Linked DNA regions of Homo sapiens: region 1 is linked to region 2. Evidence: chromatin loops called from intact Hi-C (ENCODE). Cell type or tissue: mammary epithelial cell. All regions are shown on one strand. Links, peaks and the distances in the headings refer to the core of each region. The heading gives the core; the rest is flanking DNA.

Region 1 (11,260 bases), core at 3,643-8,642, 92 kb after region 2:
ATCGCACCATTGCACTCCAGCCTGGGTGACAGAGTGAGACTCTGTCTGAAAAAAAAAAAAAATCTACAAAAGGAGATTCCATGAATTTCAAGATTGATTTATATTTTACTCTTTTTTTTTTTTTTTTTTTTTTGAGACAGGGTCTTGCTCTGTCACCCAGGCTGGAGTGCAGTGGCATGATCACAGCACACTGCAGACTGGACCTCCTGGGATCAATCAATCTTTCCACCTCAGCCTCCTGAGAAGCTGGGATCACAGGTGCACGCCACCACGCCCGACTAATTTTTGTGTTTTTTGTAGATACAAGGTTTCACCATGTTGCCCAGGCTGGGCTGGTCTCAAACTCTTGGGCTCAAGCAGTCCTCTTGCCTCAGCCTCCCAGAGTGCTGGGATTACAGGTGTGAGCCACTATAGCTGGTTGATTTTTAGGTAAATTTTTACATGAAACAATATGGGCCCAAATTGTTATCAGGATCACTTTATTTCTCTTTTTAACTCTTATGACCAGTTTTTATATATGGAATGAGGTGGACAGTTGTAAAAAATTATTAAACCAACCATCACAAAAATTTTTTAAAACAGGAGTTATTAAAATGATTGCTTCAACTCTCTACTTGTTAATATAATGCAGACATACCATTTGTAGCCCAATGACATATACTGCAGTTCTTGTTTCTCTAGTTAATTATTTTATAATTAATATTTTAAAGTCTATCTAAGGCTTATAGGTCCTGAGAATGTGCATGATAAGAATCTGCTTGAATTAAACTAAAATTTATTATAAAGCATGTATACAAGTTAAAATTTATTGTTAATAAGTTAATACTTTAGGTAGAATTATTTGGTGGGTATATGGATGTTCCCTGTAAAATTCTTCCCACTTCCCTGTCTATATGAAAATATTTAAATAATAAAAAGTTGTGAAGAAAACCAGGCTAGATGTGCCTGATGGGACCTCTCCAACTTTCCCATTAGATTACCCAAGAAGATACACAAAAGGACAAAAACTGGAAACAAAACTGGAAACTAAGGGGGAGAAAAGTCTGCAAAATTGAAGACAGTTCCCACATTTTCCACTATGCTATCATTGGAAAGGGGGAAAGGGACATGTTCTGGGACTATATGTGCTGTGAACTGTAAATTAGAGCAGCAGGAATAACAGGGATAAAGAAAGAAAAAGGCTTTGACTCACCTCAGCTGGCTGCATAGAACAAGGAGCTCTCTTGACCTACAGCCTCAAAGAGGCATTCAACTATCTCCTTGCCATATATGGCTCCATTATAAGCTGGCCAGAGTCATGACCCCTCTCCACTGATCCAACCCTGGCCTCTCCATAACTGCTCTTCTCTGTGTCTATTCCACTTCTAAAACTCCTGATATGCCTAGGTGCAGTGGCTCACGCCTGTAATCCCAGCACTTTGGGAGGCTGAGGGGGGCAGATCACTTGAGGTCAGGAGTTCAAGACCAGCCTGGCCATATGTTTAGGTTAATTTGGATAATTTCAATTGACTTGTCTACAAGCTCACCGACTTTTTTTTCTTCTGTTATGTCCAGTCTGCTAAGACCACTGAATGATTCTCATGTCTGTTATTGTACTTATTATTTCTACATTTTAATTTTTTTATCATTTCCAGCTCTCTTTGGATATTACCTACCTGTTTTATGCCTGTTGCCCATTTTTACCAACTAGATTCTTTAACATATTTATTATAGTTATTTTAAAGTCCCTGTCTGATAAACTCAGTAACTGAGCCATCTCTAGGTTTGCTTTTATAGACTGTTTCTTTGTTCAACCATAGGCCATGTTTCATTACTTTTTACACTGAAATTAAGAATTTCTAAATACATCATAAAATAAATGAAACTATATACTAAGTATTGGAGAAGACATCTTCAACTGTATAACTGACAGAGGAGTGGTATTCAGAACATTTAGAGAACATCTATGATGGAAAAAACATAGAGAATGCTAAAAATGGACAAAAGACCCTGAACAGGCACTTCACAAAAGAGGAAATCTAAATGGAAACTAGGCATAAAAGGGGCTTATTAGTGATCTCATTAGTGATCAGAGAAATGCAAATTAAAATCACAATGAGATACTCCTACAACATCATCATATAGGTGACTTTTGAATTTCACTGTTTATTAGCTTGGCATCTTTTAAATATCTAGACATTTGGTATGTGGAGTTCCACTTGTTGAAAATGGTAGGAGAGATTGACCATCAAAGGGATTTTGGTAAATAATTTTGGATTGACAGAAAAGTTGCAAGAATCATACCTTTCTTTAAACCATTTGATTGCAAAAATTTAAGATCTCACCATACCAAGAGTTGGCCAGAATGTTGAACTGCAAGAACTCACATGTACAATGGATAAGAGTTTAAATTTGTACAACTACTTTGCGAGATGGTTTAATTCTATATGGTAATGTTCAAGATATGCCTACCCTGTGACTCAGAAGCTTCACTCCAAGGTATACCCTAGATACATGTACAAGCATGTTCACAATAGTGTTGATAAAATTGCCCCAAACTGGAAACAACCCAGATGGTTATTATCAGCAGAAAGGACAAATTGTGGTATTTTTATAAAGTAGAATCTAATACAGCAACGAACTTGGATGCATTAAATTTGCACACAATATGTATGCATCTTATTAAAAATTTTAGAAAACAGCCAGGCGCGGTGGCTCACGCCTGTAATCTCAGCACTTTGGGAGGACGAGGCGGGCAGATCACAAGGTCAGGAGATCGAGACCAGCTTGACCAACATGGCGAAACCCCACCTCTACTAAAAATACAAAAATTAGCTGGGTGTGGTGGTGCACACCTGTAGTCCCAGCTACTTGGGAGGCTGAGGCAGGAGAATCGCTTGAACCTGGGAGACAGAGGTTGCAGTGAGCCAAGATCGTGCCACTGTATTCCAGTGTGGCGACAGAGTGAGACTCCATCTAAAAAAAAAAAAAAATTTAGAAAACAAAGTACATATGGTAAAACTATATATTTTAAAACAAGCAGGAAATGATTAGTGTAAGTTGGGATAGCAGTGATCTTGAATGGGTAGATGGGTTGGGAGTAGGAAGGACTGCACTGATCAGTTGCTGCAGTGCTAGAAAATTTCCATTTTGTGACCTATATGATGGTTGCACCAGTGTATGTTTCTTCAACTAGTTGTTAAACTATACATATACATTTTATATGTGAATAATATTTCACAATAAAAAATGTATGTTTGTATGTGATCGAGAGAGACTGATTTTTGGTTTGGCATATGTGGTCCCAGTAAACTTGTTCACTGAAGCATGAATTGCTAACAACAATAAAGTTTTTACTGCTTAAAGAAAAGGAAGTAGGACTACAGGCGCGCACCACCATGACCAGCTAATTTTTGTATTTTTAGTAGAGATGGGGTTTCACCATGTTGGCCAGGATGGTCTTGATCTCTTCACCTCATGATCCACCCGCCTCAGCCTCCCAAAGTGCTGGGATTACAGCTCGGGAGGCTGAGGCAGGAGAATCACTTGAACCTAGGAGGCGAAGGTTGCAGTGAGCCAAGATCACGCCACTGCACTCTAGCCTGGGTGACAGAAGGAGACTCTGTCTTAAAAAAAAAAAAAAAAAAGAAAAAAGAAAAGGAATTGAAGACAAGAAACTCAACATTCAGTTACAAGAAGAGAAGTCATGATGGTATAGTTCAAAGGTAGACAAGGATTGACATAGCAAAGGGCTGGTGAGCTCAAGCACTGTCTGTTTCCTCCAGTGACATCCTCGCCCTTCTTTATCTGTGCTGAAGTTTCCTATGTTCATAGTGACTTCAAAGTAATTATAAAGTTTTCTCCTAGAGGTAGAAGATACCAGAACAGAATATTTCTGTTTTCCCAGCTGAAGCCTCCCTCATTATGGAGAAGTTAATGAATCACATCTGCTCACTCAGAATTTTACTATGCCTTTGAAGTTATGAATTTTCAAAGTACAGTAGCAAAAAGGAATAACAGTATAATTTTGGGTTATGTTTACAGAAGTTAGAAGGTATGTATTCTGAATTCAGGGCCCATACACTGCTACAGGAGTACTACATTCTTGGTTTTGTCCTTCACAGTTCTAGAGACAAGCTACAATTTGTAGCTATATATAATAAATTTCTAAGTTTTAATAATATTAAGAGCTGGTTGTCAAATTTTTGACCCCTCCAAGAATAAAAAAAAATAATAAAATTATCTCCCTACATACACACACCTAAAACCCTCATTAAAACTTCCTATAACTGGAACAAGGGTGGCTCTAACTTCTCAGAAAGGAAGAAAAGATCCTTATGTTCTGTATGAACAAAATTACAGTGAGTATTCAAATAAGAGGAAGTTAAGGGAACTGAAAGATCCTTTCAAGGAAGAATGAATAGCTAAGAGTTAACGAAGGGAATAAGTACATTCATTCAGGTCATGACATTGCTAATTTGGAACAAGTCGTCTTCCAATGTTTAAAGTAATAATCCTGAAGAAAAGCACATTAAATCACAGTAATATGGCTTAAATTACAGTAATAGGTGAAATTAGGCAAGAAAAAATAATGGCTAATTTTGAAAAATCTGTCCAGGATGATTAATTACATTATGAAAATGAGTTTTTAGGAAATGAATGATTTCCCATAGGCATTTTTGCAGGGCAGATACTTTCTGATTTGGAGAATACCAGCAGGCTAAGTCAAGGATTTCTGCGCCTTTTCTGGAGTCTGCAGGCTGGGTTACAACAGGTCAGTATCTCCAGTTTTCTTTTGCACTCCTGCAACAGAGAAAAGGGAAGTAAATGCAGAGAACTGGAAGAAAAGGAGCACAAACTATATTTTTGTGTACTCTAAGTGTAAAGAACTCTTAGGAGTTGGAAGGTGTATTAGTCAGGGTTCCCTAGAGGGACAGAACTAATAGGATATATGTATGTATGAAAGGGAGTTTATTCAGGAGAATTGACTCATGTGATGACAAGGTAAAATCCCATGATAGGCCATCTGCAAGTTGAAGAGCAAGGAAGCCAGTGGTGGATCAGTCCATGTCCCAAAGCCTCAAAAATAGAGAAGCCAACAGTGCAGCCTTCAGTCTGTGGCCAAAACCCCGAGAGCCCTGGCAAACCACTGGTATAAGTCCAACAGTCCAAAAGCTGAAGAACTTGGAATCTGCTGTTTGAGGGCAGGAAGCATCCAGCATAGGAGAAAGATGAAGGCCAGAAGACTCAGCAAGTCTGCTCTTCCATCTTCTCCTGCCTACTTTATTCTAGCTATGCTAGCAGCTGATTAGATGGTGCCCACCCAGATTGAGGGTAGTAGGTTTGCCTCTCCCAGTCCACTGACTCAAATGTTAATCTCCTTTGGCAACACCCTCACAGATACACTGAGGAACAATACTTTGTATCCTTCAATCCAAACAAGTTGACACTCAATATTAACCATCACAGAAGGCTTGGATCGTAGATACTTTTCTTTTTTTTTTAAGACAGAGTCTTGTTCTATTGCCCAAGCTGGAGACCAGTGGTGCAATCATATAGCTCATGGCAGCCTCGAACTCCAGGGCTCAAGCCATATTTCCATTTCAGCCTCTTGACCTCCTGAGTAGCTGGAACCAGCTAATTAATTTTTTTTTTTTTTTTTTTTTTGTAAAGACGGGGTCTTGCTGTGTTGATCAGGCTGGTCTTGAACTTCTGGGCTCAAGTGATCCTCCCACCTCGGCCTCCCAGAAAGCTGGGATTACAGGTATGAGCCACTGTACCTGGCTCTCTAGATACTTAATAGGTGCAGGATTTAAAGTAAGACATTTAACCTTTATAGGATTTTTTTTTTCTTTTAATCTGTAAAGTAGGCTTAAAGATATTTATTTTATTTACATCATTGGGTTGTTGGAAGGATCAAATAAGTTATGTCTTGGGCTGGGTGCGTTGGCTCATGTCTGTAATCCCAGCACTTTGGGAGGCCGAGGCAGGCAGATCACCTGAGGTCAGGAGTTGAAGACTGACCGGCCTGGGCAACGTGATGAAACCCCACCTCTACTAAAAATAGAAAAATTAGCCAGTGTGGTGGCGCATGCCTGTAGTCCCAGCTACTAGGGAGGCTGAGGCAGGAGAATTGCTTGAACCCGGGAGGCAGAGGTTGCACTGAGCCTAGATCATGTCACTGCACTCCAGCCTGTGCCACAGAGTGAGACTCTGTCTCAAAAACAAAAACAAAAACAAACAAAAAAAGTAATGTGTTGTGAAAATACAAAGTAAATTATAGAATAATTATTACTGCATTCTAGAACAACTCCACTGCATGTTGCACACAGCTTTCCCAGCATCCTTTGCCCCTAACCCAGCTCTGACTTTGTTGTAGGACCTCTGGCTGCTCTCATGGAGCCAGGGATTAAGAAAGTAGCAGGGACGGTGGGAGATGAAGAAGCTGAACAGCACAATATCAACAGCTCTGTTGCCCCAGGTTACTAGCTCCACCCTCTGTTAGGTTCATAGCCGGGAAGAACGTTTACTTAGCAATAACAGAAATGTTTCTGAACAATCTTTTCATTAGCTGTAAATTGTCTCATTCTGATTTCTAAAATTAAGATTCCGGATTGCTATGAAGGCAGGTTCTTACTCTGAAGCAATCATCTTCACTACCGGAAAGAGCTCCATCCACATTGTTGAATCATGAAATGAGCTGAGTACCATGGAATTTGATTTACTAAGTATTGCTTGAGACAGGCAGGACTGTACAGGTCATTTAAAGTGGTAACACTGTACAAAATATAATGTACCTTTTAATGGGGTGTGGAGGAGAGTGTCTAGTGAGAGAGTTCTCTAGACTTTTCTGGGGCAGAACACAAGCTTTGCATTGATATTACAGGCTCATGGTTTATATGCCTGAACATCTAAGAACAGGGTCACCTTAGAAGTGAATTTTCTCATTCCTTTTGAGAGTCCGCAGGATAAGGAGGGGATACTTTAAGGTTAAAATATGTTGATGTGTGCGTGGGCACTCAATAAAATTGATATGAAGACAAACCGGACTAACTTGCTTTGCCACCAAAACTGTTTTTCAAGAGTGGAGCCATTCACATTTTGAGCTGGATAATTCTTTGTTGTGGGAGCCTGTCCTATGCATTGTATGATATTTAACAGCGTCTCTGGCCTGTCCTCATTAGATGCCAGTAGCATTCCCCAAGCTGTGATGATCGAAAATGTCCCCAGACATTGCCAGATGACCCTCGGGAAGCCAAAATGCTCCCAGGTGAAAATCACTGCATGAAAATCATTCATTGAATTTATGGTATGAAAATACTCTTTCTACTTCTTGAAATTAATTGTTAGGAAGGAATATGCTTTGCAAATAATCAGTCAACAAATTTTAGTTATCACTAATTTTTTTAACAATTATTTGTATGGCACTTTGTAATTTATAAAATATTTCTATATGCCATATTATGGATGAGCAAAAAGGAAAGGAGTTAATATTTATTATTTACTATATGCTATCTGGTAAGGGACTTGCTTCAAATACATCCTTTCATTTAGGTCTCACAGAATCTCTGCGTGAGAGTTATTTTCCCCCATTTTATACAAAAGAAAACAAGCTTAGAAATGTTAAGTAGCTGGCTGAGCATGGTGGCTCACACCTGTCGTCCCAACACATTGGGAGGCCGAGGTGGGCTGATCACTTGAGGTCAGGAGTTCAAGACCAGCCTGGTCAAATGGTGAAACCCTGTCTCTACTAAAAATATTTTTAAAGTTAGCCAGATATGGTGGTGGGCACCTGTAATCCCAGCACTTTGGGAGGCTGAGGCAAGTGGATCACCTGAGGTCAGGAGTTCGAGACCAGCCTGAGCAACACAGTGAAACCCCGTCTCTACTAAAAATGGAAAAATTAGCCGGGCATGGTGATGCCTTCCTATAATCCCAGCTACTTGGTGGGGTCTGAGGCAGGAGTATCGCTTGAACCCAGGAGGCAGAGGCTGCAGTGAGCTGAGATCACACCACTGCACTCCAGCCTAGGAGACAGAGTGAGACCCTGTCTCTAAATAAGTAAATAAATAAATACAACAAAACAGGTGGGTAGCAGGGTAGCTAAGGTAGCAGATGTTACCAAGGGTCTGAATCAATGGATGGGGTTTTCACTGCAGTCACATAAACAAATTTGAAATTAAATAATTGATTTCTCTTTTCTTAAGAGTCTTGTAACCATTGCATCTTCAGAATGCATTCCCAGTCTGTATGGGCATCTTTTCCCAAGCTGCAATATGCCATCACATAGCCTAAGCAATCCTCTCTCTCAGGTATCTCCTCTTATTCCCTGATTCCCCAGGTCCCTTCACCTTTAGCTTTCTCCTAAATTAGAATCTGTTTAATTACAGGACAGAGCAATGAGCTCTCTGCTTCTTCCTCATGTTGAGGTCTGTTCACCTTCTGCATGTTTGAAAACACATTCATCATTTTGCTAAACAAAAGACCACCTGTTCACCCCTGGGTAGCACTGAAGAACCAGCAAACACTTTGCAATTTCCATCTTTCTTCTGTAACCCTTTCCCTGTGTAACTCCTCCCAAGCTCTGTAAGTGGAAGAATTCAATGTGGACATTTATTTTCCCATTGATAAGAATTATCTAGCCATCCTCCATACACATGCTGAAAGGAAGCAGTGGTTAGTCAGTTTTTAATATTTGTCATATACTGTACTGAAGTATAAAATACATATTGAAAAGTACACAATTCATAAGTGTACATACCTATTTTTATAAACTGAACATACCCGTGTCTCCAGCATCCAGAACAAGAAACAGAACAGTACAAGCATTCCAGAACCCTCTGTTCCCTCTACCCGTCAGTGTAATATTTTCTAATGACAAAGAGTTTGTATATGCCAGCCTTTGCTCTCTAACCAACAACTTTGCAATGAGTGGTTTTATTACTGTGTTGTATCTAGTCAGAAATGCCTACATGAGGCACAATTGCTTATATTAGTTTGTATACAAGTCATTGAAAATGCAGTGATTGTGTTAATCTTGTGGTTTAAGGGTTCACAAGGGAAAGAGAGCAACTTCATAGCTCCTTGTCCTGGGATTCTTCAGAGTCCATCAGTCATTCATAGGTAGGGCTCTCTCCTTATCACCTGAGAACTCCTGATTTTCCTTGGGTTCCATGGATATGATTTATTCTAGTAAGTGATGCCAGCTCTGCCAGCAGAGCTCACACTAACTGCATGTGATACTTATTGCTCCCAGAGTCACCAACACCACCATTTTATACTGTAGTTGTTCCTGTATATATGGGACCCAAAGTCGTGGAATTCTCTACCTAATGGATCTCATCTCTGGCAGCATGTTAGAATTATCTGAATAATTTTTTTAAAGCTCATGCCCCACCCTGACCTAAGGCATGGGACTTTCTTGAGGGATGGCATCCAACATCAACAGCTTTAAGTTCCAGGTGTTTCTAAAGTGTGACTCAGGTTGAAAAGCAGTGCAACTTCTCACCCTCTCCGTGAAGCTCCCTTCCATCTCAGTGTTAGACATATCAGCAACTCTGAGAGAACTACATTATCAAGATGATCAAATTTAGCTCAAGCTTGATTCTCTACCTCTTAAACATTGGATAGGGCATCATTTTTTTTTTCACATTAAGAGACTATCCTTAAGTTGTTAGAAACTGGCAGAACCCTCCTATTATATCCCAATTTACTTCTGTTGAGCACTGGGCAGGAATGATCAGATCACCTTGGATGGAGATCTGATCATTAGAATCCACTCCCAGGATAAGCCCAGTCTTCTCTAGCACTAAATTGTGCCTTCTTTGGGTCATCTTTGCTAGAAGAAAAAATATACTTTCTGATAAACCTCTTACCTTTAAGCCCTGGCTTTGAACCCAGGTTCTCAAGTCAGCCCTTCATAGTACAACCCCTGGGGGAATCACTGTTATTGATGTAACTATTATCTATGGGACTGGCTAAATTAATGATAATGATAATAACCATTATCTATTAAAAATGTGCTAGTTTCTAGACATTATGTATTTATTGTGTTAAATAATGCAGTTGACCCTTAAAGGTAGGTATAATTCATTCCATTTTACAAGTGAAGAAATCGAGGCTCAAAAACCAGAATGACTTGCCTCAAGATCGTACAGACAGCAAATGACTGAATGAAGCTTTGAAATTAAGTCTGTCTGATTAGATGCTGCTAATAAACAAAGCTGATATTTAATAAACAAAGCTGATATTTCATGTCTCCCATCTAAGGCAAAGTCATTAACTCTTCTTAAATGTTTGGTGCTCTTATCCCAACCCTAGATTCCCCAAGTCTTCCCCAGTTACAACGCAGCTCAGGGCTGTCCTCCTCCTTCGAAAGTAGTGGTGGCTCACGTCTGTAATCCCACCACTTTGGGAGGCTGAGGCAGGTGGATCATGAGGTCAGGTGTTTGAGACCAGCCTGACCAACATGGTGAAACCCCGTCTCTACTAAAAACACAAAAATTAGCCGGATGTGGTGGCACACATCTGTAATCCTAACTACTCAGGAGGCTGAGGCAAGAGAATCTCTTGAACCTGGGAGGTGGAGGTTGCAGTGAGCCAAGATCGTGCCACTGCACTCCAGCCTGGGTGACAGTGAGATTCCATCTCAAAAAAAAAAAAAAAAAGTAGTTATCTATTGTTCTCCACTCAGGGCCCTGTCTTCTTTTAGGAGATAGCTGCCTATCTCCTAAATAGCAACAGTTCTATGCTCTGTGTAAAATCTGATGAGTTCATCTTTGGTTCTTCCTGGATAGTACCTTCACTTTATGAGAGTTTTCCAAATACAATGCCTCAGCCAGGATTGACTCTAATGTTAGGGATTTTAGGCTCCTTGAAGGGAGAATAATACTGGGAGCTTTTAGAGATTTTCTGAATGTGCCAGTCAGCACTCTTTGGTTGGCAAGTAAGGGGAACCCAAATGTAATCTGGCTTAAAGGAAAAGAGAGTATACTGGCAAAACATTGGAAATGTAGGGGAGGAAGAAAACCTTAATTTTCTTTATCTTCCTACGTTTTCTAACTGGGGACCTGTGAATTAGACTGATAAAAGACAGATGACCAAGAGGAAAACATAGTTTATTACCATATGCAGCGTGCAAACACGCAAGAGAAACCCAGTGATAAGTAACTCAAAGGGGTGTTTAGAATCTGGGGTTATATAACATCTTAACAAAGGACAATAAATTTATGGAGAAAACAAAGGAAGAGGCTTTAGGCTTTCAAGGTCTGAAAATTATGGG
Region 2 (9,408 bases), core at 4,353-9,352:
ACCTGCAGTAGCTTCCAGTCTATGACAAGGGTTCAGGCCAGATCCCCTTTGAGAACATTCTGAACTTTAGAACTCTCAAAACCTTTCTCTTTTCAAAGAAAGGAATATCTTCTTTTCAATTATCTATATGAAAAGAGAAAATGAACTCCATAATTCTTTATTGATATTAGAAAAATAAAAAGTAAGTTATTTTACATTGACAGTTGCCAGGAACATCAGCTCCCTTCTGCACAGCATTAGATGATAAGTGTTTTATTTTCATTTTTAACCACAATATATGTAAAAAATAACATATATCATTTACAGACTGATATGATTTGGCTGTGTCCCCAGCCAAATCTCATCTTGAATTCCCATGTGATGTGGGAGGGACCCGGTGGGAGATAATTGAATCATGGGGGGAAGTCCTTCCCGTTCTGTTCTTATGATAGTGAATAAGTCTCACAAGATCTGATTGTTTTATAAAGAGGAGTTCCCCTGCATGAGTTCTCTCTTCTCTTGCCTGCCGCCATGTGAGACGTGACTTTCACCTTCCATCATGATTATGAGGCCTCCCCAGGCACATGGAACTGTGAATCCAATAAACCTCTTTCTTTTGTAAATTGCCCAGTCTCAGGCATGTCTTTATCAGCAATGTGAAAACGGACTAATAAATGGACTTAATATCAAAGCAAAATGATAATTATAAATGTGTGTGTTGTTTATGAATGTGTTACAATTTGATTCTTATATGGCCAGCAAATCCTTTAACTTTAGAAAGCATAACTACATATTTTGACAGACATTAACCAACAAATTTATACTTAAATTGCTCATCCACATCAAAGATCTTCCTTCAGAGAAGGGAAGAATGCGTGTGTATACAGGGAATGGAGGAGGAGAGTCATGCTTTCTTGCACACTTGCAGCATAAAAGGATAATATTTTCAGTGGTGAATTATTCTGAAATTTTGAGGCAAAAGTGTTACTTGGAAGATTCCCTTTGAATTTTCTGGGCAATTGGTATAGTATGTATCAGTGTCTTTTGCAGTGGTGTTGAAAGCCTACTTACTTTGTTCAGGAAGTTTTTTAAAAAAATTTAAGGAGACTTAAGAGCCTATCTAGGAAACCACAAAAATATTTGTAGTATCATATTTCTATTAATTTATTAAGAGAAAAAAGGGAATTTCCAGATATTTGAAGTTTCATATTTACTTCAAAGGTTGCTTCAAGGAGATGGACTACAGAAAATCAGACTGTAAAGTTAGACAACAAAATGAATGATATAAACATGAAAACAAAAAGATAGAGGACATCTGTTTCCAGCCATGATGAGATAATTGGAAGAGAGCTTGTCCTGTTATTGTTAATAACTGGGCAAGACTGGGTGTGGTGGCTCATGTCTGTAATCCCACCACTTTGGGAAACTGAGCCCAGGAGTTCAAGACCAGCCTGGGCAAAATGAAGAAACCCCATCTCTACAAAAATTAGCCGAGTGTGGTGGCATGCGCCTGGAGTCCCAGCTACTCTGGAGGCTGAGGCGGGAGGATTGCTCGAGCCTGGGAGGTTGAGGCTGCAGTGAGTCATGATTGTGCTACTGCACTTAAGCCTGGGCAACAGAGTGAGACCTTGTCTCAAAAAAAAAAAAAAAAAAAAAAGAACTGGACAAAGTGTGTCAAACAATGATTTTGAGGCACCGGACAAGAGACAGTGAAGAATTATGATCCCTGAAAGACAGAAAACAAATGAAGTGAGTCCTATAATCATCCTCATTTTCTTCATGGAGACATTTTCCAAACCACAGAATATGAAGGTAAATCCAGGCAGAGCATGGCATTTTCTTTATAGGGCAGAGTTTAGGGGCTCTGGGCAGGCTAAAATATGTAAGTCAAAGTGCCAGAGTAGAAGGTACCATGGGGATAAAGCACTTCCTAAATCTGCACGGGGCCCCTTTTAGCATGTCTCTAAATACCTTGTCACCTCTGTGTAAGATAAATGTCCATGAAGTCAGGCTTTGCAAAGCTTGACCAGAGAATCTATTACTAAATACTTAGCCACATATGGCACATGCAGAGGATGAAGTTCTATGAGACAAGGCAAAGCATAACCAGAGAGGTATACCCTAAATCTCCAGCATTCTCACAGAGCTGGGAGATGTTTAACTTTTGATCAGGCAGAATGTAGATTCCTCATTGAAAACCTGGGAGATTCAGTAGAAACCCCAGAGGGTTGTGCCTAGTAGTAGGGCAAAGCTAGCCTAGAACTAAAGACTGTTCTAGATTCATCCTAAGAAGTCCTAAAAATGAGCTTTGAAAAGACCAACCTGATACACAGATAACTTTGTCAGATCCAATAGTATTTAGAGAAAGCAACAAAATCTAGTACTCAACGACATATATTCCATAAGGAGCATCCAATAAAAACGTACCAGACATGTGAAGAAGGAAAATGTGACCATAACTGGGATAAAATTAATCCATACAAACTCACAGCCAGCCTCTATGATGGTCCCTAATTTTTATCACCTCCTGGTATTCATTACTTTGTTTCTTTGCACATTGAATTAGAACTGGTCTGTGTGACCAGTGGAGTAGCAGATATGATTCCGTGTGGCATCCTAAGCTAGAGCATAAAGGACATTTTGGCTTCCATTCTCTTGGATCACTTGGTCCAGGGGAATCCGGCAGCTGTCAGGAACAGCCCTGTGATGGGGCCCATATGGAGAGGAACTGGGGTCTCCCACAAATAGCCAGCACAACTTGACAGTCATATGAGTTAGCCATCTTGAAAATGGATCTGATTCCAGCCCCAGTCAAACCTTCATATGTGTGCATTCTCAGCTGACATCTGACTAAATCTCATGAGAAACTTCAAGATAGTAAAAACCCATTAAGGCTGGGCACGGTGGCTCACGTCTGTAATCCCAGCACTTTGGGAGGCCGAGGTGGTGGATCACTTGAGGTCAGGAGTTCAAGACCAGCCTGGCCAACATGGTGAAACCCCGTCTCTACTAAAAATACAAAAATTAGCTGGGCATGATGGTGTGTGTGTCTGTAATCCCGGCTGTTTGGGAGGCCGAGGCAGGCTGATCACCTGAGGTCAGGAGTTTGAGACCAGTCTGGCCAACGTGGTGAAACTCTGTCTCTACTGAAAATACAAAAATTAGCCAGGCATGGTGGGGCGTGCCTGTAATCCCAGCTACTCGGGAGACTGAGAGGCTGAGGCAGGAGAATCGCTTGAACCCAGGAGGCGGAGTTTGCAGTAGTGAGCCGAGATTGCGCCACTGCACTCCAGCCTGGGCGACAGAATGTCATTCCATTTCAAAAAAAAAAAAAAAAAACTGGACATATTTGGAGGGTATTATTGTATTATTCTGCCTCCCAAAGCTGTTAAAATAATTAAGTGAAAAAACTGATGAAGTATTTTGTAATGGTTGGACCAGGCTGACAATACCTAAACACATTAGTGAATTTTACCATCTTAAACAGAGAGCCAGTCGTTAAGCACCTCCTAACATAATGGATTGAAAGCCCACAATGCCACCTTGCAAAAACAAACAGCAAACAAAACGAAGCACATCTCTGATCAAACCTGTCTTACCCATGTCAAGGGGTCAGAGGAATGTGCTAAAACATAATGCCATCAACAAAAGCCAAAATGTAGGATTCTAACTCTCCAGGACAAATGACCTGGTTTCTTTAAGAAATAAACTACAAGAGGGAGAAATAAAAAGAGGAGGGAGAATTTGTAGACTAAGAGTCTTAAGAGACACATTAACTATGGACTTTGTTTTGATTCTTATCAAACAAAGGTATTTAAAATATATGACTTGAGAAATTTTTAAAATATACTTTATATTTTGTTTAGGGCAATTTTAGGTTCATGGTGAAGTTGAGCAGAAAGTACAGTGAGTTCCCATATAGCCCCTGCCCCCTGACCTTCCCACTTGCAGGCTCTCACACTAGCAACCTACCACACTAGAGTGGTACTTTTGTTACAGAAGATGAATTTACATTAACACATTATTATCACCTGAATCCTATAGTTTACATTAGGGTTTACTCTTGGTGTTGTACATTCTATGGGTTTTGACAAATGCAAAATGACTTGTATCTACCATTACAATATTGTACAGAACAGTTTCACTGTCCTGAAACTCCTCTGTGCTCGGCCTATTTATCCCTCCCTCTCCCAAACCCCTGGCAACAATTGATCTTTTCACTGTCTCCAAAGTTTTGCCTTTTCCAGAATGTCCTACGGTAGGAATCATACAATATGTAGGCTTTTCAGATTGGCTTCTTTCACTTAAGATATATTTAAAGTTCCTTCATGTCTTTCATGGCTTGAGAGCTTGTTTCTTTTTAGCATGGAATAATATAACACTGATGTACCACGGTTTACCCATTTGCCTGTTGAAGGATGTCTTGGTTGCTTCCAAGTTCTTGAAATTATGAATAAAGCTGCTATGAACATCTGTGTGCAGGTTTTTGTGTGGACATAAGTTTTCAGCACATCTGGCCAAATACCAAGGAATGAGATTGCACAAGGATCTTGTGCAACAAGAGAGGCCAGAGCTGGAATTGGACCCCCTTGGGATCTGCTGTGGGATGGAGGCTGGAGAGCCCATATCGAAGAATCAGGGGGGCACTTTGTTTCCCAACACGTTTCAGCATAGATGGGACAGTTACCTGATGGCAGCAGGAGCTGAGACCGGGCCTCCTTGGAATCTGCTGTGAGACAGAAGTTGGCAAAACTTTCAGGGAAGCTCAGGCTCTTGAGCTGTGAGATATGGGCAAGTGTCCCTCTGGGTCCTTGTGTGAGCAGTTCTGAGCTGGGCCTCAGCTGAGGGGGGCTAATGCTGAGCCACAGAGCAACTTTCAGGTTCACTGCCAGAACTGATGTCAGCAGGCAGGTGAGCCTTTCCACCAAGATCCTAGTATGTACAATTCCTCCTGGACCTTTGGAAGATGGTTTTGGTTGTAGGCTCAAGGCCAAACAGGGCTGTAGTCAAAGCCCTTGTGGGACTGGGCCATTTCTGTGCTTGAACTTGGGAGCACACTCAATGGATTAGCTACCTGGCTGTTGGTCTGCAATCTCAAAATGACTCTCATAGGTCTTGGGCTCACTGGGGTTTCACAAACTCCAACCCGAATAATGAGGCTCCTGCAGAGAGACTTTTGACTGTGAATAGGTATAGAATCCTTATTAGGGGGTTAGGAGTGCATTACCTTCTATTCCACCATCTTACTAATGTCCAATTATACTTCTTTTAAAACACTTTTAAATGGTTGCCCTAGAGTTTGTAATACACATTTACAACGAATACAAGTCTACTTTCAGATAACATTATTCTGCTTCAGTGGTAGTGTAAATATCTTATAAGAATAATGTATTCCTAATTCTGTCCTTCATTCCTTTAATCATTTCTGCTATTTGTTTCACTTATGTGTAAGCTATAACTGCCAAATATATTGTTTTTATTTTTATTTTGAACAAACTGTTATCTGTTAGATAAGAATAAAAAATAAAAATTTTCATTTTACCTTTACTTATTCCTTCTACAGTGCTCTTCCTTTCTTTACGTAGATAGGAGTTCCCAACCTATATCATTTTCCTCCTCTCCAAAGAACATTAAGATTTCTTGCAAGGCAGGTCTGCTGCCAATAAATCCCCTCAATTTTTGTCTCTTTCACTTTTGAAGGATAATTTTGCAGGATACAAAATTCTAGGTTGGTGTTTTGAACTCTCAACACTCTAAATATTTCACTCCACTCTCTTGTTGCTTGGATAGTTTCTGAGGATGAGTTGAATGTAATTCTTATCTTTACTCCTCAATAGGTAAAGTAGTTTTCTCCTTTAGATTCTTTCTTGTTTTTCTCTTTGTTTTTCTGATGTTTGAATATGAGGTGCTTGGTGTAGTATTATTATTATAATTACTGACATTTATCCTGTTTGGTATTCTCTGAGTTTCTTGGGTCTGTGGTTTGGTGTCTGACATCAATTTGGGGAGATTTTAAGTCATTATTGCTTCAACAATTTCTTCGTTCCCTTCTCTCTTTCTTCTCCTTCTGGTATTCTCATTATGCATGTGTTACAACTTTTGTAGTTGTCCCACAGTTCTTTGACAGCCTATTCTTTTTTTTCCCCCAGTCTTTTTTTCTCTTTGCTTTTCAGTTTGAGAAGTTTTATGGATATATCCTTAAGCTTAGAAATTCTTTCCTCAACTGTGTCCAGTCTACCAATATGACTACTGAGGGCATTCTTCATTTCTGTTACAATTCCATTTCTTTTGGATTATTTCTTAGAATTCCATGTCTGCTTACATTACTCTTTTATTCTTGCATGTTTTTGTGAAGCAAATTTACTGTGTACTGGTTTATCAAGTCATCTGAGTCCAGTGAGACAGAACGTACTCATATGCAACAAGCTACATTAAGTGGATTTATTACTTAAGGATAGGCAATAACAGACAGCAGATGCCTGGGATTCATTGTGAGTCAGTCCCCCCAAGGCTTGGAAAGCTTCCTGGGATGGATGAAGCCTTGACTGTGCATGCCCTACTTGTACTGCAGCTGAGGGACTCCAGAAAGCAACCCACTCTGGGTTTTGTATCCCAGGGGCAACATTGGGGTATAAAAGCTGTAGCCCTTGGATGCATATAATATCCCTTTCCTCATTTTATTGTTCCACATTGGGCTGAAGCATTGATGGACATTCTGTTTTTAGAATGGGGCTGGAATGAGCCTGAGCTATTCCGGCAAACTCCCTCTCATCTCAAGGTGTTGCATTCCCAGCACATTCTACAGTTCTTCTTGAGAACTATGAGGGAGTAAGGGAAGATGAAGAATGGGGTTGGTCCAAGGACACCTAGAGAACTGTCTTGCAGTGCACCCCACCTCACTTCCGCAAGATATTACCCTTAGCAAAGCCAGTCCATATCATATGCTCACCAACCATATGCCCAAATCTGGAGGTGGAGGTTTGTCTTATCAGATTTGTGTAACATCTTGACCAACACATCTTCATTCAGTGCAACACCTTTGGGCCATAGCCAGAATACATTTCACTAGGCTCAGGAGGACTACGACCACAAGCATGACCAAGCCTGCCTGGAGTAGTGACCTAGCCCAGAATCCAAACAATCTAGGTAAGAAATTGCCAAAGAGGTGAAAGAGGAATTCTTCAGGTGGTTCCAGTCTGTGGCCAGTGAACCTGCTTCTGAATCTCCTTCACTTTTGTTTCCATCATACCTGTGGTATTAATCCAGGTATGGCAGGCAGTATTGCCAATTGCATGCACTCCTCCCAGTTGGGTTAAAAGAAAGTCTAGGTAACTTATATCATCTGAAACAGCCTTCCTGAGGGAGTTGAGGGATGTCTGTTGGGCTGTCAAGGCAGTGACAGTGGAGGAAGCAATATCTGCCATGGTCAGGGACAGATTTCTTATCACTTTTTCCTAAGCACTGACTCTGATGCATGGTCTCAAAGATCTCATAAAGGACATAAGCCCACAGTCAGTTCTACCTCCTGGAAGGTTCCTAGTAAGTCTGGTGTATGGCTTTGGGCTGCAGGCCCAAATGGGGGCATCTCATTATTCCCAGGGGTGGTATCTTGGGGCACCCCCAGTACATGCAACATGCAGGATCCCTCTATCTTACAGATTTTCAGGCATGACAAAGCCCGACCTGTATTTGGGTTACTGCCAGACCATCTGCAGAGAAAGTTTCAGGCATGACAATGCCCATCCTATATTTGGGTTACTGCCAGACCATCTGCAGAGAAAGATGTAGCCCTCGGCTGCACATAACTTACCTTTCCTCATTTTATTGTTCAGTGGCCCATACAAGGGGATAGATGCATTGGCTTTCACCAGCCAAGTCTGATTGATAGCATAGTTGCATGAGCTCAGTTTCTCCCATACAATATTGTTCATGAATCCTACACAGAGCGCTAGGGGTAGTCTGGTCTTTGTTTTCATTATCACTACTGGGACACTTGTAGTCCATGTAATCAAAGGAGTGTGTCCATGAAAGTACCTGCCCACCAAGGTTTTGTTAGTTGTGGTTGTGACATTTTGCCACAGAGTCAGTTAATAGGGCACCTCCAGTTCCCTGTCATGTGGCAGGTGCCAGATCCTTGCTTAGTAAGCCACGCTCAGGTGTTATTGCCTTACACTCTGACAATACTCAGGGAATAATGGTTGATATAGTTTGGTTGTATCCCCACCCAAATCTTGAACTGTAGCTCCCATAATTCCCATGTGTCATGGAAGACCTGGTGGGAGGTAATTGAATCATGAGGGTGGGTTTTTTCCTGTGCTGTTTTCATGACAGTGAATGAGTCTCATGAGATATGATGGTCTTATAAAGGGGAGTTCCCCTGCACATGTTCTCTCTCTTGCCTGCCGCCATGTAAGACGTGCCTTTCTTCTCTTTCACCTTCTGTCATCATTGTGAGGCTTCCCCAGCCATGGAACTGTGAATTCATTAAACCACTTTTTCTTTAAAAATTACCTAGTCTTGGATATGTCTTTATTAGCAGCATGAGAACAGACTAATGGTTTAGTTTACCACTGGCAGAAGGAGAAGGTTGCTGTGGTCTGTGACAGGAGGAGGTCCAGGGTGGCAGATCCAACACTTCGTCAGGTTGCCTGCCATGGCCATAGCTTGAAAGAGCCCACCAAAGCATTACAATTCCAGGCTTCTGCTGCCACATCCTTGTGGAAAAGCAGACTGACAGGTTCGTGCCCCACCCCTACCCCTTCCAGGAGGCCCAGGTGTTTCCTACCCATCAGATATGAATTGGGCTGAGGTGGTGTAGTGACGTAGCCTGTCTGTCCCTCTCCTGAGGCTGCCACTTCTGAGGACACCCCTTGCCCTTGCTGCTTAACCCAGACCTTTTGGCCTCAGTTGTCCAGTGTAGGAAGAGAGATCATGTCCTGTACAAACTTAACATGCCTGATAACACTGCCCACTTGACTGGAAGGATCAGATGTCCCTACTGCCTCTAGAGGGACCCTAGCACCCTTGTATTCCTTGGTTTTGTCGCCCACCCTTGTGGGATCACATAGAGGGGAAGGGAGGCACCAAAGGGAAGCATTGCCTCCAGATTAGAGTCAGAGGGCCCCCTGTCTGGGGGTACTGTGGCAGCCTGAACTGCAAACCACCCACAGGATATGCTCTCTAAAGCGAAAAAAGAATTGTTGGAAACATGAGGATTTTGCAGGCTCAGGCCAATTAGGGAGCTGCCTGGTCCACCACCACCCTTACCAAGTTCAGTGTTTCTCAACATGCGTTGCAATGCTGTGTTTTCCTTGTGTTTAGTGCCCATATTACCCTAGTCAGGTGGGGGTACCACCCCACCAGCAGGTTGTCTTGATGTTCTCTCTTCAGTTGCTGTGTGAATCAGCTGTTCCATCATTTAACGGTTTC

Evidence for each region. A loop is a pair of places that touch in the nucleus more often than their neighbours do. Peaks named below come from ENCODE experiments on the same cell type or tissue, not always from the same donor. Only the 100,000 strongest peaks of a DNase experiment are listed, where the experiment ranks them.
Region 1: it touches region 2 in a loop (6-fold over the local background); 1 of 110 quality-filtered maps calls a loop at or near these places.

Annotation. Positions count from the first base shown.
Region 1 is chr10:27,476,746-27,488,005 of GRCh38, forward strand. No RefSeq gene overlaps it. Among named protein-coding and RNA genes, the nearest start is that of RAB18, 22 kb to the right of the region's middle. In mammary epithelial cell, for the core only: no CTCF peak of the experiment used is centred there; DNase peaks (open chromatin) are centred at 6,686 and 6,996; H3K4me3 peaks cover 300 bases; H3K27ac peaks cover 3,187 bases.
Region 2 is chr10:27,384,407-27,393,814 of GRCh38, forward strand. No RefSeq gene overlaps it. Among named protein-coding and RNA genes, the nearest start is that of PTCHD3, 25 kb to the right of the region's middle. RefSeq lists an enhancer at 575-744. In mammary epithelial cell, for the core only: no CTCF peak of the experiment used is centred there; DNase peaks (open chromatin) are centred at 6,485 and 7,105; H3K27ac peaks cover 370 bases.